2 separate regions of the Homo sapiens genome follow, and region 1 is linked to region 2. The links are chromatin contacts, found by Hi-C or POLR2A ChIA-PET in ENCODE. All regions are on one chromosome and are shown on one strand. Each heading gives the region's core, a stretch centred on a gene start or an enhancer-like site at or near the end of the contact. The rest is flanking DNA. Distances are from core to core; before and after follow the strand shown.

Region 1 (6,991 bases), core at 2,508-5,007, 900 kb after region 2:
AAACTCTGTGCTGGGTGCTAAGAATCCAATAGAAAACTGAGTCACTCTACCACTTCAGCCAGGAAGCTCTCTCTCTAGCCCATACACAACAACCCCCTCCACACTGCAGATGTCCATGTCTCATTTGACACTTACCACTGACTCCTGTTCCAAACAGTTCCACTGGAGTGAACACTAAACACTGGAGAGATGGGGGAGTTATGGGGGTAGGGAAGGAGGGAGGGACTCACCTGGCAAGGGCAACCCTCATCCTCCAGCCCCCACTGAAGTCTTTTAGCTTCTTGCGCTGCATGGCAGGTGTGAAACCCAGTCCATGCAAGATCCGCGAGGCCCTCATCTCTGCCTTGTCGGCATCCAGCTCCTCCAGGCGCTCGTAGAGCTCCATGAGCTTCTCACACTCCGCTGTGGACAGTGTATGGCCATGAGGCTCCTGGGGGCCTTTCTGGGAGGACGCCCACCCCTATGCCCAGGTCTGGAGCCCTACCATCCTCATGAGCCAGCCGCTCTGCCTCTTTCTCCAGCATGGCCCGCTCTGTGTCGACTTCCATCACACAATGCAAGGGTGTCTTGTCACTAGGGGGCATCTCTCGAGTCAGATGGTAGATGTCGATGTGCTCAGGGATGGGCACTTCACGCTTCCCAATAGCAGAGAGCAGCATGGACTTTCCTGAGAGGGGAGAGCAGCAGACGCTTGGTACAGTGAACTCCCCTATCCCTCTTCACCACTAGTTCTTCCACCCCAGTCAAACTGGGACCTCATCCATTTTTTTTTTTTTGAGGACCTTTCTTCCCTTCATTCGTTCAAATCTTGCCAGCCCCCATTCTTGGGATTCCTTTCTAACTTTCCTCCAATTCTTGCCCCACCCCTTATCTGAAGCTTTTTTCACTTACCACAGCTTCACACGCCCCTGACCAACTTCTCCAGCACCTGCTGTAACTAATCATGTGGTACAGGGTGGACGCACCCTAATCTGAAAATCCAAAATGCTCCAAAATCCAAAACCTTTTAAGTGCTCACATGATGCTTAAAGGAAATGCTCACTGGAGAATTTCAGGTTTTTGGATTAGGGATGCTCAGCCGGTAAGTATAATGCAAATATTCCAAGATCCGAAACACTTCTGGTTCCAAGCATTTCAGATAAGGGATACTCAACCTGTACATAACACATACTGCTCTGCGTTGCTAGTTCCTTTCCCCTGGACATAATCTGGTCTCCCATCCCTATTCTAAATGCTTTGCTCTGAACACAGTTGATGCTAAATAAATGCTTGTGAGTGACAGATGAGCTAAGGAGAGATACCTCCCACCTCCCCTTCCAAGGCCTCACCAATTCCATTTAAACCAATGAGGCCATAACGACGGCCTGAGTTTAATTCCAGTTTGGTGTCACTGAGCAGCTCTTGACCATGAAAGGTAAGTGAGAGGTTGATGATGTGAACATCAGTACTGTTGGGGTGAGAGGCCAGGACGCCAGTGACAGCTCGAGCAGCAGCTTTCTTCATCTCAAAGTCCTCTAGCTCCTTGGTCAGCAAATCTACTTCTGCGGATAGAAAAGCAGTTTGGGAAGATGGCGTGAGACAGACTCGGCTCTCCACAAAGGTCAACGTCCTGAAGGACCAGGCTCCAATCCTGCTGAGCACTCAGATGTTTCCCAAACTTTACAGAGTGCACAATGACACAGAGCTGCCCCGACACCCTGCTTTCCTTTGTTTTGTCCTCCCATATCTGTTTACTTACTCCCATCACTCTTAACTTCTGTCCTCCACTACTGTGGCCAGGAATAAAACTTCCCCACAGCCTGACTTTATTGCTCTTTCTAATTGCTTTCTAAGTCCCCCTTTTCTGAACGCCTATCTGTTACAACTTGCAGACTAATTCTCCTTTCCTCTTCAAACATTTACTTAGTGTCTACCTGAGAAGCAAGTCATAAAAAAAACCCAAGACAGGGTCCTTGCACTCAAAGATGAAACAATTTAGACAAAGAAACAGGAGATACAACATAAAAAGGTAAGTAACACTAAAAGACAGCAAAAGGGTATAGAGAATGGAAATACTGTGGTCAGGTTTGACTGAGAGACGCTTCATTATCTTGAGCTGGGCCTTGACAGAAATGTCAAATGTAGCTAGCAAAAACATGATGGTATTATAATTCAGTGTGTGAAAGGACAGAGATGTGGTGACTATCCAAGAGATAATAAATAGTCTGGATGGAGCAGAAGGCTGTTTAGGGAGTTTTCAGGGGGCAGGGAAGAGGGCTGGGATTGGACTGCCAAGGGCCTGGAATAGTCTTTACCGCATATGGCCATGTTTCCCAGTCTAGACGGTAAGTTTTTGGAGGGAAGACGGTAGTGCCTCAGTGTATAGCACCATGTCTAGCACTTGAGAAATAATAAATATTTCCCAAAATATAAATAACAGAAAGGGAGCTCTCTCCCAGGAAAAACCCCATAAATCAACTCATAAGTTACTCTCTTGTAGGTAGAGCCACTACACCAGTGAGAGGACAAGCTTATTGTATAATGTAGCAAAGAACCTGGCACATTGGTCACCATGCATAGAAATGGAAACTGAGAAAGGGGCAGGGAACTGATCCCCTCCTCACAATCTAATAGAGCAGCAAGGCAGCTCAGCAACTCTCACATCCGCTTGCCACTGAGTATGTGAGAACCTCGTCTTCGGCTTCCTTGCGCAATGACAGGGTGGCACGAATTCCAACTCTACTGATTTGATTCATCATGAAAAGTTGCATGACACCAGATACATTCTCCACTACCCCCAGCATCAAGATTCCAACTCTGGCTGGGGCATGCATTAAGTCTTAGCAACCATCCCCAACTCACCCCTCCCTCAATTCACCTGTGGTCTCTCTGCCATTGGCCTCATTCTTCTCTGCCACCTGTGGTTCTGTGACAACATCTCCATTTTCTTCATGTCCTTTTCTGGGCCGCTGTCGAGCTTTGGCAGCCTCCTTCTTTTTGGCTGCCTTCTTCTTGGCCAGGTCGGAGGGCATGATGATGACCCACAGGGGTAGGTTACTGTTGTTTCAGGGAGCCTGAAGGAAGGCAAACAGATACCCCCAAACCCTAAACTTACTAGTAAGAATGCCTGGGCCCTGCTCCATCCCTCTCAGGAATCTTCGTATCAACATCAAGCCTCTGATGCCCTGGCCTGCCCCCGCCTCGTCTGTTCCAACTTGGTCAGGGTATCCCAAACCAATGCCGATTCTCAGCGGCTCTTCTAATCTTAACATCTCTTCCCACAGGCACCAGTCCCCCACGGACTGCCTCACTTTGGAAACGCTCCTTCTTTCAGGGCCTCCGGCTGGGGACCAGGTTCTGCCCCTCAGCGGAGGTCTCCGTCTCCGGTTTCCCTACAACTTGGCGCTCCGCACTCAGCTAGCCGCCTCACTTTCCGGGCTTCCTCCTCCCGTCCGTCTCGGGCCTCTTCTCGATCGTCCCTCTCCACATCACCCGGCCGTCGAGCCCAGCCTCTTGCCGGGACGCACTCGTCCTCGCCCGCGTGAGTCCCCTCCGAGTCTCCACGCTCGTCACCCCCGGGTCCTCCCCCACCCCGCCCGTCAGCTTCTCTCCCTTAGCCCTATCTTCCCCCTCGCAGAGCCCTCCATCCAAACCCCGTCCCTGCTTCCTCTTCTAATTCTCTTTCCCCCTCACCGGCGGGGACCCTCTCCCTACAGCTCCCCTTCCCCTAACTCACTGGGCCTCGCTGCTCGGCCTATGTCGCAACAGAGCTGCTCCTTAGGATCCTCCGCGTGCGGCCGGCTCACCAGCCAATCACGGCCTCGGGTGGTTCTCGGCGCGCCGCGCTGCCTCCTTGGAAGTGTAGTCCTCAAGTTGCAGCGGCCAAGAGTGAGACCCGCCTTGAGGACTACTATGTATCCCACAGACCTCGCGGGGCCGCGTGACGCCATCAGGATGCGCGAGGCTCGGGGAGGGGGCGGGATTAGAGTCCAAGAGCTCTCTGCTAGCGGGCGCACTTCGGGCGCTGGAAACTGCAAATCCCAGATTGCTCGTTGGATAAACCGGCTGAGCCTTCAGGCTTTACCCCACCTCTCGAAAATCCATTGAGCTGTTGTGGAGTTACGAGTTTTTAGAGCTACCTAACCGACTCAGGCAGCAGGGCGTGCAACTACACTTCCCAGCTTGCCTCAGCGGGAGTAGATCGAAACAATGGGAGAGGAGAGGTGGGAGCGTGAGGGGAGGACTAAAATGAAGGGGGCGCTGGGCAGGGAGGGGTTCCAGAAAGCGGGGCATCGCTGCAAAGATGTTGCCAACGGAATTCCTTCACGAAAGAAAGCGCCTTGGTTTCATTAAACCTTAATTTTAGAGGCTGGTTCATTGTTAAACTTTTAGAAGGTGCCAGACGTTGTTTTGGAACCTCGGCCGCTTAGCCTCCCCGCTGCCGCATTGTTAGGTTTCCACTGAAGCCATGCAAGTTTGGTGGAAAGGGCCCCGAGATAAAAAGGCCCCTTGGCTGAGATTTGTTTTATTATTAGTTAGCCATGCTACCGGGCCCGTTACTTTCCCTTTGAGTCTCACTGTTTAAAATCTCTCACATGACATTTTGGGCTGGATGGTTTAAAAATAAATACAATCTCTCAAGGACTTCACATTACCTACATTGTAAACTCCAAATGTTTAGCCTCAAGTACAAGGCAGGCCCTTTGTGATCTTTGTTACTTCTCCAGGCTCCTGTGCAGCAGAAGCCTCACCATCAGTGACGTTTGGGGCAGCAAAGGAAGCTATTGCTCCCTTTGAGCATATTCTCCAAATGTGGCACCTTTTCGCCCACAGTCCGTGACTCAAACAATGAGAATTAGTTTTTCTTCTCAAACTCATACTTCAGTAGAACTTACCTACTTAAATAGTTCGGAGATTAAGCGTGCTATTTTACACCTGCATGCCTTTGAACATACATTTTCCTAGAATATCCTCCACCAACGAAGTGCCTACTATCTGTCAGGCTCAGATATATGTGCTGGAGTTGCAATGGTGCAAAGTCACTCCCTGACCTCAGGGAGCTCATAATAAAGAAGGAACATGTGAAAAGTAAACAAGCCGGGTGTGGTGGCTCACACCTGTAATCCAAGCACTTTGGAAGGCCGTAGTGGGAGGATCATTTCAGCCCAGGAGTTCAAGGCTGCAGTGAGCTATAATCAAACCACTGCACTCCAGACTGGGTGACAAAACTAGACCCTGTCTCTAAAAAAACAAAAAACAAAAAAAACAGACCTTGACACCATGAAATTAAGTGCCCTAAACGAAGTGACTTTCGTGTGTTGCTGGGGTACCTAGGTGGAGACCTCACTTGGCATAGCATAATTAAGAGCATAACCCCAGTTCTATGCTTCATTGTGTGGCCTTGGGCAAAGTACATGTTCTCCTCTGTAAAATGGGAATATAGTTACAAAAAGAATACAGTTAAATGACTGTAAAACCCTTCTGTATGAAGCAAAAGAGTTATTTATGGGCCGGGCACGGTGGCTCACGCCTGTAATCCCAGCACTTTGGGAGGCCGAGGCCAGCGGATCACGAGGTCAGGAGATCGAGACCATCCTGGCTAACACGGTAAAACCCCGTCTCTACTAAAAATACAAAAAATTAGCCAGGCATGGTGGCGGGCACCTGTAGTCCCAGCTACTCGGGAGGCTGAGGCAGGAGAATGTCGTGAACCTGGGAAGTGGAACTTGGAGTGAGCCGAGATCACGCCACTGCACTCCAGCCTGGGCAACAGAGCGAGACTCCATCTCAAAAAAAAAAAAAAGTTATTTATGATTGTGGATCACATAAAAAGCACTCATTTGGCTGAGTGTGGTGGCTCATGACTGTATTCCCAGCACTTTGGGAGGTGGAGGCAGGTGGATCTTTTGAGCTCAGGAGTTCAAGACCAGCCTTGGCAACATGGCGAAGTCCTATCTCTATTAAAAAAAATACAAAAATTAGCCGGGCGTGGTAGCGCATCGCTGCGGTCCCAGTTACCCAGAAGGTCAAGGCTGCAGCAAGCTGAGATCGTACCACTGCGCTCCTACCTGGGCAACAGAGCAAGACCCTGTCTCAAAAAACAAAACACAACAAAGAAACAGATTCAAGCGCCTGTGCCTCCTGGGAGAAATATGCTTCTCCTTTCCCAGCCTCGTTTAAAAATGTGTGGTTACAGATAACAATATTTATTATGCTTTTTCATTTATGCCATCACATTAAACTCCCCACCCCCAACAAACTCCGAGGTGAGGATTATTACCATTTTGCAGATCAGGAAACTACGGTGACAAGCAGCTCTGGGCAGCTCTGTTGCCTAGGCTGGAGTTCAGTGGCACGATCATGGCTCACTGCAACCTCGACCTCCTGGGCTCAAGCGATCCTCCCACGTTGGCCTCCCAAGTAGCTGGGACTACAGGCAAGCACCACCATGCCTGGCTAATTTTTGTTTTTTTTTTTCAGAGATGAGGTTTTGCCATGTTGCCCAGGCTGGTCTGGAACTCCTGGGTTCAAACGATCTGCCCACTTTGGCTTCCCAAAGTGCTGGGATTACAATTCCAGGCATGAGCCACTGCACCTGGCTACAGTTTTTAAATTTTACATAGAGATGGTGTCTTCTTATGTTGCCCAGGCTGGTCTCAAACTCCTGGGCTCAAGAGATCCTCCTGCCTCGACCTTCTGAAATCCTGGTATTACAGGTGTGAGCCACCATCCCTCCCCCTGCCCACCCTGCCCTGGGTTTAGCCAGAGAAAAGAACTCGGGATGAGGGGAGAAGAAACAGGGAAAGAGAAATGGGAAAATGGGGGAGAAAAGGAGGTGAGTAAAGAGAGAGGAGAAAGGGACTGGCTAAATTTGAAAAAAATCACAGAAGGTCAGTGCTGGAAACAAGAATATTTGGCTTAGACTCTGTTTAAATTATGAAGAAACGGAGACCCAAGGAAGGAAATGTCTCTTGGAGAATTACCTAGGAACTTAGTAACTGAAAAGGATCTG
Region 2 (7,269 bases), core at 679-3,178:
GTAGTCTTAGCTACTTGGGAGACTGAGGCAGGAGAATCGCTTGAACTCAGGAGGTGGAGGTTGCAGTGAGCTGAGATCACACCACTGCACTCCAGCCTGGGCAAGAGAGTGAGACTCCATCTCAAAAAAATAAAAATAAAAATAAAAAACTTGGATAAAGTGTAAAGATAAAAATCACTATTCTTGGGCAGGGGTCCCAGCTGTAGCCCAAGCTGGAGAACTAGACTGGCTTGGCATTAATTTGCTTGGGGCAGGAGAAGGGTCATCTGAAAGATATGGGAAAAGCTGAGGTTGCCCCTGGGAAGACTAGGGAAGCCTGCCCCCGGGCCAGCCCCTTGAATATGTCCAACTGAGGAGGTGGAAAGAAGTTCAAGGTAGCCAGGGAGACAAAAGTTGTTCACTTTGGTGCACATGTGGAACCAACATGGGACAAACAGGCATTTTGTGCTCGTCCAGGGAACATGACTTCTTCGGCTCCCACACAATTTGTAGCTGCAGGAGTGGCAGAGCACCAGAGTGGATGCAGGCCCAGATGTTCTCTGGGTTAGGTGTTAAGGACTTGTGGGAGTCATCAGGCAGCAGGCATTTGCCCCAGTGTCAGAGGTGTTTAAGCCAGAATTACTCCATCTTGAATAAGGGCTGGGTAAAATGAGGCTGCATTCATAGGAGGTTAGGCATTCTAAGTCACAGGATGAGACAGAAGGTTGGCACAAGATACAGGTCATACAGACCTTGCTGATAAAACAGGTTGCAGTAAAGAAGCTGGCTAAACGCCACCAAAACCAATATGGCAATGGGAGGGACCTCTGGTGGTCCTCACTGCTCATTATGCACTAATTATAATGCATTAGCATGCTAAAAGACACTCCCACCAGCAAGCACCATGACAGTTTACAGACGCCATGACACCATCATGAAATACTCTATATGGTCTAAAAAGGGGAGGAAGCCTCAGTTCCGGGAACTGCCCACCCCTTTCTCTGAAACTCATGAATAATTCAACCCTTGTTTAGCATATAATCAAGAAATAACCAAAAAATGGGTAACCAGTAGCCCTGGAGCTGCTCTGCCTATGGAGTAGCCATCCTTTTACTTCTTTGCTTTCTTAATAAACTTGTTTTCACTTTACTCTATGGGCTTGCCCTGAATTCTTTCTTGCATGAGATCCAAGAACCCTCTCTTAGGGCCTGGATCGGGACCCCTTTCTGATAACACCAGGAGACACCCTGGGTGGATTTCCTGAACCGACCGATAGATGAGCCTTCCACGCGGGAGACCTGGATCCTTATCGTCTTTGTGGCCCCTTCCATCTGCACGTGCGGACGAGGTCCGGGTCGCACTCGGGCGGTCAGCCTGGCACGCACAGCGCCGGCGTGCAGGGGGCCTTGGGTGCCACCGAGTCCGGGAGGAAATCTAGGCCGCCATCCGTCCGGAGACTGGCACCTGTGACCACCACCCAACATGTATTGAACAAGGGCTTGGAGGTCCTTTCTCTAAGGCCGCACCGATAAACGATTACCGACTGTTGACCTCACGGCCCCTTCGCTTCCGGCCGCACCGCCTCGCTGCCCACGCCTGCGCACTCAGGCACCGCAGGTAGGAGGAACGTACCAACTGCGAGGCGGGGGGTGCGCGCGAAGACCCCCGCAGGCTGCGCTTCCGGAAGTAACCCCTGGCGCATCCCGGAATCCAGAGCGCCCACTACGGCCTTTGGCCAGGCCCCCTGGGCGCGTTCCGGGAGCTCAGGCCTGCGGCGCTGGGAGAAGCACGCTGGCCAACAAGTTGGGTGGTGGGCACGCGGCCCAGGGGTCAGGGGCCGCCAGGCGGCGGGCGGCGGGGCTGCGGCTCTTACCTGCCGAGGAGGCGCCGGCTCTGCGGTGCGGAGTTGCGCCGGACTTCCCAGCTTGGCCAGTGGCTCCGCAGGCTGCCGGCTCCACCCCTCAGGTAAGCGGGGACTGGGCCGCCGAGGTTCAGGGAAGGGGGCGGCTGTCGGGGCCCGTGCCGGCCCCGGGGGGCCACCTGCTGGGCCAGCGGTGCCCTCGCGCCGAAACACACTGGGAGAGGCCAGAATCTTCCGGAACAGCCAGCCCTTACCCATCTCTCCCTCTGTGCCGAGAACTGCCCTGAAATACTGTGGTATTAATTAACTCGTTTAACACTAACAATCTCATGAGGCGGGTGCTGTTACTATTCCCGTAATGTAGACGAGGAAACCGAGGCGTGTGCTGGAGCAGGATCACGGCCGTGCTCAGAGACGGGCTCTGGATGCCATGCTCTGACTCCATTGTTAGCCCTAAGCTTCCAGAAAGTAGCAGAGTGCTGCCGTGTCGTTTGTAACAGATCTCACTTTGTGTCATTTTTTTTGCACAGTATGAAACCTAATGATGCATGATTATTATTTAAAACATCTTGCTTAGACTTTATAAGTAGTCAAATTTGCGTGTGGGACAAAACCCCAAAACATGCAATGGCTTGCTCTCCTCTTTTCCTTTCACACGTTCATCTCCTCCTATCCCTTTCTCTCACCACCTTTCAATCTTCTCACAGATGTTGTGGAGGAAGATGAGACTTGAGGGCCCAGCAGGTGCTTAAAATCCCCTGCCTGGTGGGGGTGGAGTAGACACTCTGTCCCCCTGCAGTGCTGGAGTTGAGAGCAGAGGGGCTGGAGAGGGACTGGGCGGAGTGAGAAAGGCCTGGCATAATCATGGAATGCCCAGGGTGGGGTTCTACTTCTCTTGCAGGCACAAGAGAAGTAGAAGAGTGGCCGCTTTCCTTCTGGGCACGCACTTGGGAAAAGGCTTGGTGAGAGCAGCGAGAAGAATAGGTCTAATTTCTTGAGCCAGTGTGCGGAGGTGCTTCCCAGCCCAGGCTAAGCCAGATCACTCAGCCAGCCGCTGGCTGCCTTTACAGATGTACGGCTCCCCGTGAGCAATCAACATGCCTGGCTCTCAGGCATAAGCTGCCTCACTTCCCTTCTGCACAGCACTCCAGGACTTGCCTGCTACCAGACCCATCCTACTTTCTCTGTCAGGAAAAATGAGAGTTCTTCCTGGTCTCTTGAGGCCAATCCCTTCCACCGCCTGTGCCCTGGATCCCTTTCTCCAGGAAGCTTCTCTTCCCTGTGTAGTTAGCCTCCCCGCTCTTCCCAGGTCACCTTCTCTCTGTTTAGGGACAGAGCCAAGCCTTTTCCCTCCCATCCCCACCTCCAGCATTCCCGGTTCCTGCTTCTCCCCCACTTCCTGCTGTACCGCCCACTGAAGGGACCTTTGACCCCGCTGACCACTGCTTTTGGAAAGTCTTTTCTTGGTTTCCCTAACTTCACTTTACTTTGGTTTTTCCTTGTCTCTCCCCTCTGCCTCTCAGTCACCTTTGAGATCTGCTCATCCTCTCACCTCCCTGTATTGTCAGCATTACCTGGGCAGCCCCCTCTGGTGTTTTCCTTCAGTTTCTCTAGAAACTTGCCTGAAGATTTGCCCCAAAATAGCCCACATGGACCTGTATGAGGAAAGAGGCTCACTGTGGAGGCGCTCTCCATCATTCCTCCTCTTCCACTTGAGGCTTAGGCATGGGCCACCTCCTGAACAGCTCTCCCCACAGTCTCCTCCATGCATTGTGCCATCACCCCGCCCTGCCGTCACCCCGGCCTGGCCCGCTTTCCCTTTTGCCTCCCAGGGATGTGCCTGCTTCCCATGTGGCCTGGCTAGGGCGCTTTCCTGACTGCTGCCCACATGATCGACTATGGGCAGGCGTGCAGCCCAAAAGGCCGTGCTTCAGCTTAGAAGCCCTTGGAATCTTGTCTTGTTGTGGTTGTAGGCCTCCAATGTGTTGTCAGCTGTGGTGATGTGTGTCACAAGTAACTTCTTTTTTTTGAGACAGGGTCTGGCTCTGTTGCTCAGGCTGGAATGCAGTGGTGCAATCACGGCTCACTGCAATCTCCACTTCCCTGCTCAAGCCATCTTCCTGCCTCAGACTGCCAAGAAGCTGGGACCACAGGCACAGGCCATCACAGCTGGCTGATTTTTTTGTATTTTTTTTGTAAAGACAAGGTTTCGCCATCTTGCCCAAGCTGGTCTCAACCCCCTGAGTTCAAAGCAGTCCACCCACCTTGGCTTCCCAAAGTGCTAGGATTACAGGCGTGAGCCACCACACCTGGCCACAAGTAACTTCTTAGTTATAAAGTACTGAAATTTATCAATGACTTTCTTTTTAAAATTTACGTTTTAGATTCATTTGGATTCAAGGTTGGCTCTCAACAGTGCCAGCTGCACTGTCATCCTAAAGTACTTCTGTGGAAGAGAACATGGTGGTGTCACTGTTGTACCAGTGATGACACAAAATCCCAGATCTACCTGACGGGCCTGCGAGGGTTGAAGATTGTGAAGCAATAGCCTAAGGTAAACAACACCTTGCAAGACGGGTCTAAGCTCTTCAGTGTAATAGACCCTGTTTCTCAGTAGGTCAGCCCGGGGGCCCCCCAGGGATCCCTCCCCGCCTCATAGCACCATACCCCACTTTCCCCCTGGTCTAATGATGAGCCCATTTCTAGGTTGTCGTCTCATCCTGAGCCCCAAGTGCCAGCCAGGCAGCTACTCTCCTCTGTTCATATCTTGAAGGCAGAGTGCTGGCTCATAGTAGACATTTGATGAATTTCTGTTAAATGATTGAGTGAATCAAGAGTATCTGCAGAGTATAGCATTTATGATGAGACAAAGCTAATTGGGAAACAGAACAAGATTGGTGTCCTGGGGTAACTGGGTAGGTCTTAAGATGAAGATTTTGGGGTGTGCTGGGTGCAGTGGCTCACACCTGTAATCCCAATACTTTGGGAGGCTGAGGCAGGGGGATTGCTTGATCCCAGGAGTTCAAGACCAGCTTGGGCAACATGGTGAAATCCCGTCTCTACAGAAAACACAAAAATTAGCTGGGTGTGGTGGTGCACATCTGAAGTCCCAGCTACTTGGGAGGCTGAGTTTGGGAGGATTACTTGAGCCCAGGAGGCAGAGGTTGCAACAAGGTAGATCATGCCACTGTACTCCAGCCTGGGTGACAGAGCAAGACCCAGTCTGAAAAAAAAAAAAAAAAAATACTTTGGAGGGTGACCCCGTTCTGCAGATGGCCTCTGGAGGCCTGGATGTTCACACTCTGGGGTTGCAGTTTCCTCAATCATGAAGTGAGAGTTAAGTCCCCTCCAGTGTGACATCCAAGAGCAGTTGTGGGCCCAGGACAGCAGCCTGTGTTTCCTTTGCAGCTTTACCTAGCCCCTACACAAGCGCCACCTTGCAGTAGGCCTTCAGTTCTTGGATTTATTGGTGGCTGAAAGTTCTTGCGAGATGGACTTGAAGTTGTTGCCACTTAACCCTTCTGAGGTTCTTCTGGCTGGGAGGAGCTCCTCTTTCTGGCCAGAGTCTTGCTTGAGCCTTCTTAGCCATCTCGTCACCTGTTATAGGCAGCCCTGCCATCTCTGGTGACCCTTTTTAAACATTACCCTGGTGAGTAATGTTTAGCATCACTCATTGTCAGATCTTTTTTATCTTTTTTTTTTTTTGAGTTTCAGTACCAGTAAGTCTTTATGTATTCATTATATCTTTCCAGGGAAAGGAGAAGGGAAGTGAAAAGGGTCAGCATGTGTGTTGCAAAGTGATTAGAAAATGGGAAAGGAAGTACCTGGTACAGAAAAATCAGCCATCCAATAGATGCACCCCAGAGATGGAGTAACCAAAGCCCAAGGGGCCCTGGTCTCCTGCAGTTCAGGACTGAGGGGCAGGGATCAGGGAAGGTACAAGCCTTTCTACCCTCCCTCCCTGCCCCTAAATTCAAGATTTCACATAAAGCTTTGGTTTCTAGCAGTAAACATGGGGTTACATTCATCTGTCTCCTTTTAAACAATCTTGTAGCCACTTTGACATAAGTTCTTGCACCGGGCCGGGCGTGGTGACTCACACCTGTAATCCCAGCACTTTAGGAGGTCAAGGAAGGAAGATTGCTTGAGCCCAGGAGTTGGAGTCCAGCCTGGGCAACATAGTGAGACCTTGTCTCTACAAAAAAATTAAAAGAATTAGTCAGGTGTGTTGGTGTACACCTGTAGTTCCAGCTACTTGGGAGCTGAGGTGGGAGGATCGCTTAAGCCTGGGAGGTTGAGGCTGCAGTGAGCCAAGATTGTACCACTCCACTACAGTCTGGGCGACAGAGCAAGACCTTGTCTCAAAAAAAAAAAAAAAAAGTTTCTTGCACTTGCGTAAAAGTTCCTAAGTGACTTAGATATATACTCATATTCCTTTGCCTGGTCTCCTGACCCCACTTCTACGTGGAAGGCCCCCGGTTGCTTCTCCCTTCTTTGAGATTACAGATTAAGTAGGTTTGATCCATCCCAATAAAGCAGTGTCTTAAGTGTTTGGGGTGAACCACATTGACTCAGGTTTGGAACAAGAGATGGAGGGTTCCTGACTTCTTCAGGCTGTTCTCATACATCATTTAAGAGTTGCAGAGACAGCCTGAGAATTCAATATATGCGTGTGTGGGTATGTAGGTTTTCTTTTGGGGTAGGTGAATGGAGAAGAAGGTACGGTAGAAGTCAAGTTTTTAGGGCAGAAGATCTGGTCCAAAATAGGAAATAGAGGAAGGGGAACACAAAGAAAGGATAGTTCAAAATCCCTACTTCAATATGGGGGTCCCCCAAACTCATGTTTTACATCCTTTTTGCCTGGTTCAGAACTTTCTGTAAAGATGCTTTGGCCATTTTTCTCTCAATACAAAAAAGTTTGTAAACAATAAAACCCCAAAAAAACATGGAGAAAGACCAACACAGTATAGTTACACAAACTAGGCCACCTAGCAGTCACCAACTGCTACAAAGTCCAGACAGATACAGGAACTAGAGGGGGCAGCGTCAGGGGGAAACAAACCCAGGATCAGATGTGCACCCCTGAACACGTTCTATCGTGCTTGTCCCATTCTAGCCCAGCAAGGGAGGTTTGTGGTGATCCTATAGCGTGTAAATGAAGCCCCCTTTTCTCCTTAGTTACCGTGATGCTGAATCAGCGCTGCAGCAGGGCAGGACGCTGGCTGTGCACACCACATGAAGAGGCCCTCTCTTACGGGGCTCCCTTGAACCCAAGAATTTGGAAACGTTAAGAATTTTAGTTCTTGCTTCATATATCCTTCCCTGGACAGCACAGGATGGGTACAGGGGCACTGGTCTTAAAATTTAGCGTTCCCAAGTCACGTCTTTTACGAATACACACGCATACCCTCTGTTGTGGATGGTAGGCC

The links. A loop is a pair of places that touch in the nucleus more often than their neighbours do. ChIA-PET counts read pairs that join two places held with the same protein, here RNA polymerase II (POLR2A). Pooled maps may share reads with other maps.
Region 1: a pooled map shows a loop between it and region 2 (18-fold over the local background). The contact joins the promoter of ABCF2-H2BK1 here to the promoter of ACTR3C in region 2. A Hi-C loop is called at or near these places in 1 of 37 single-sample maps with no recorded cell type and 10 of 50 pooled maps. POLR2A ChIA-PET finds 5 or more read pairs at or near these places in 1 of 52 experiments (K562).

Annotation. Positions count from the first base shown.
Region 1 is chr7:151,223,448-151,230,438 of GRCh38, forward strand. It overlaps ABCF2-H2BK1 (ABCF2-H2BK1 readthrough), which reads right to left and starts at 3,758. Exons shown (of 17, transcript NR_160983.1): 1 at 3,716-3,758; 2 at 2,858-3,053; 3 at 1,329-1,541; 4 at 485-667; 5 at 231-402. ABCF2 (ATP binding cassette subfamily F member 2) reads right to left here and starts at 3,758. Exons shown (of 15, transcript NM_007189.3): 1 at 3,716-3,758; 2 at 2,858-3,053; 3 at 1,329-1,541; 4 at 485-667; 5 at 231-402. The coding sequence starts at 3,011. RefSeq lists a silencer at 3,535-3,594 and enhancers at 3,695-3,744, 3,855-3,934.
Region 2 is chr7:150,321,617-150,328,885 of GRCh38, forward strand. ACTR3C (actin related protein 3C) reads right to left here and starts at 1,929. Exons shown (of 8, transcript NM_001164458.2): 1 at 1,853-1,929. It overlaps LRRC61 (leucine rich repeat containing 61), which reads left to right and starts at 1,739. Exons shown (of 3, transcript NM_001142928.2): 1 at 1,739-1,944; 2 at 4,225-4,394. RefSeq lists enhancers at 959-1,068, 1,119-1,178, 2,499-2,568 and a silencer at 1,789-2,108.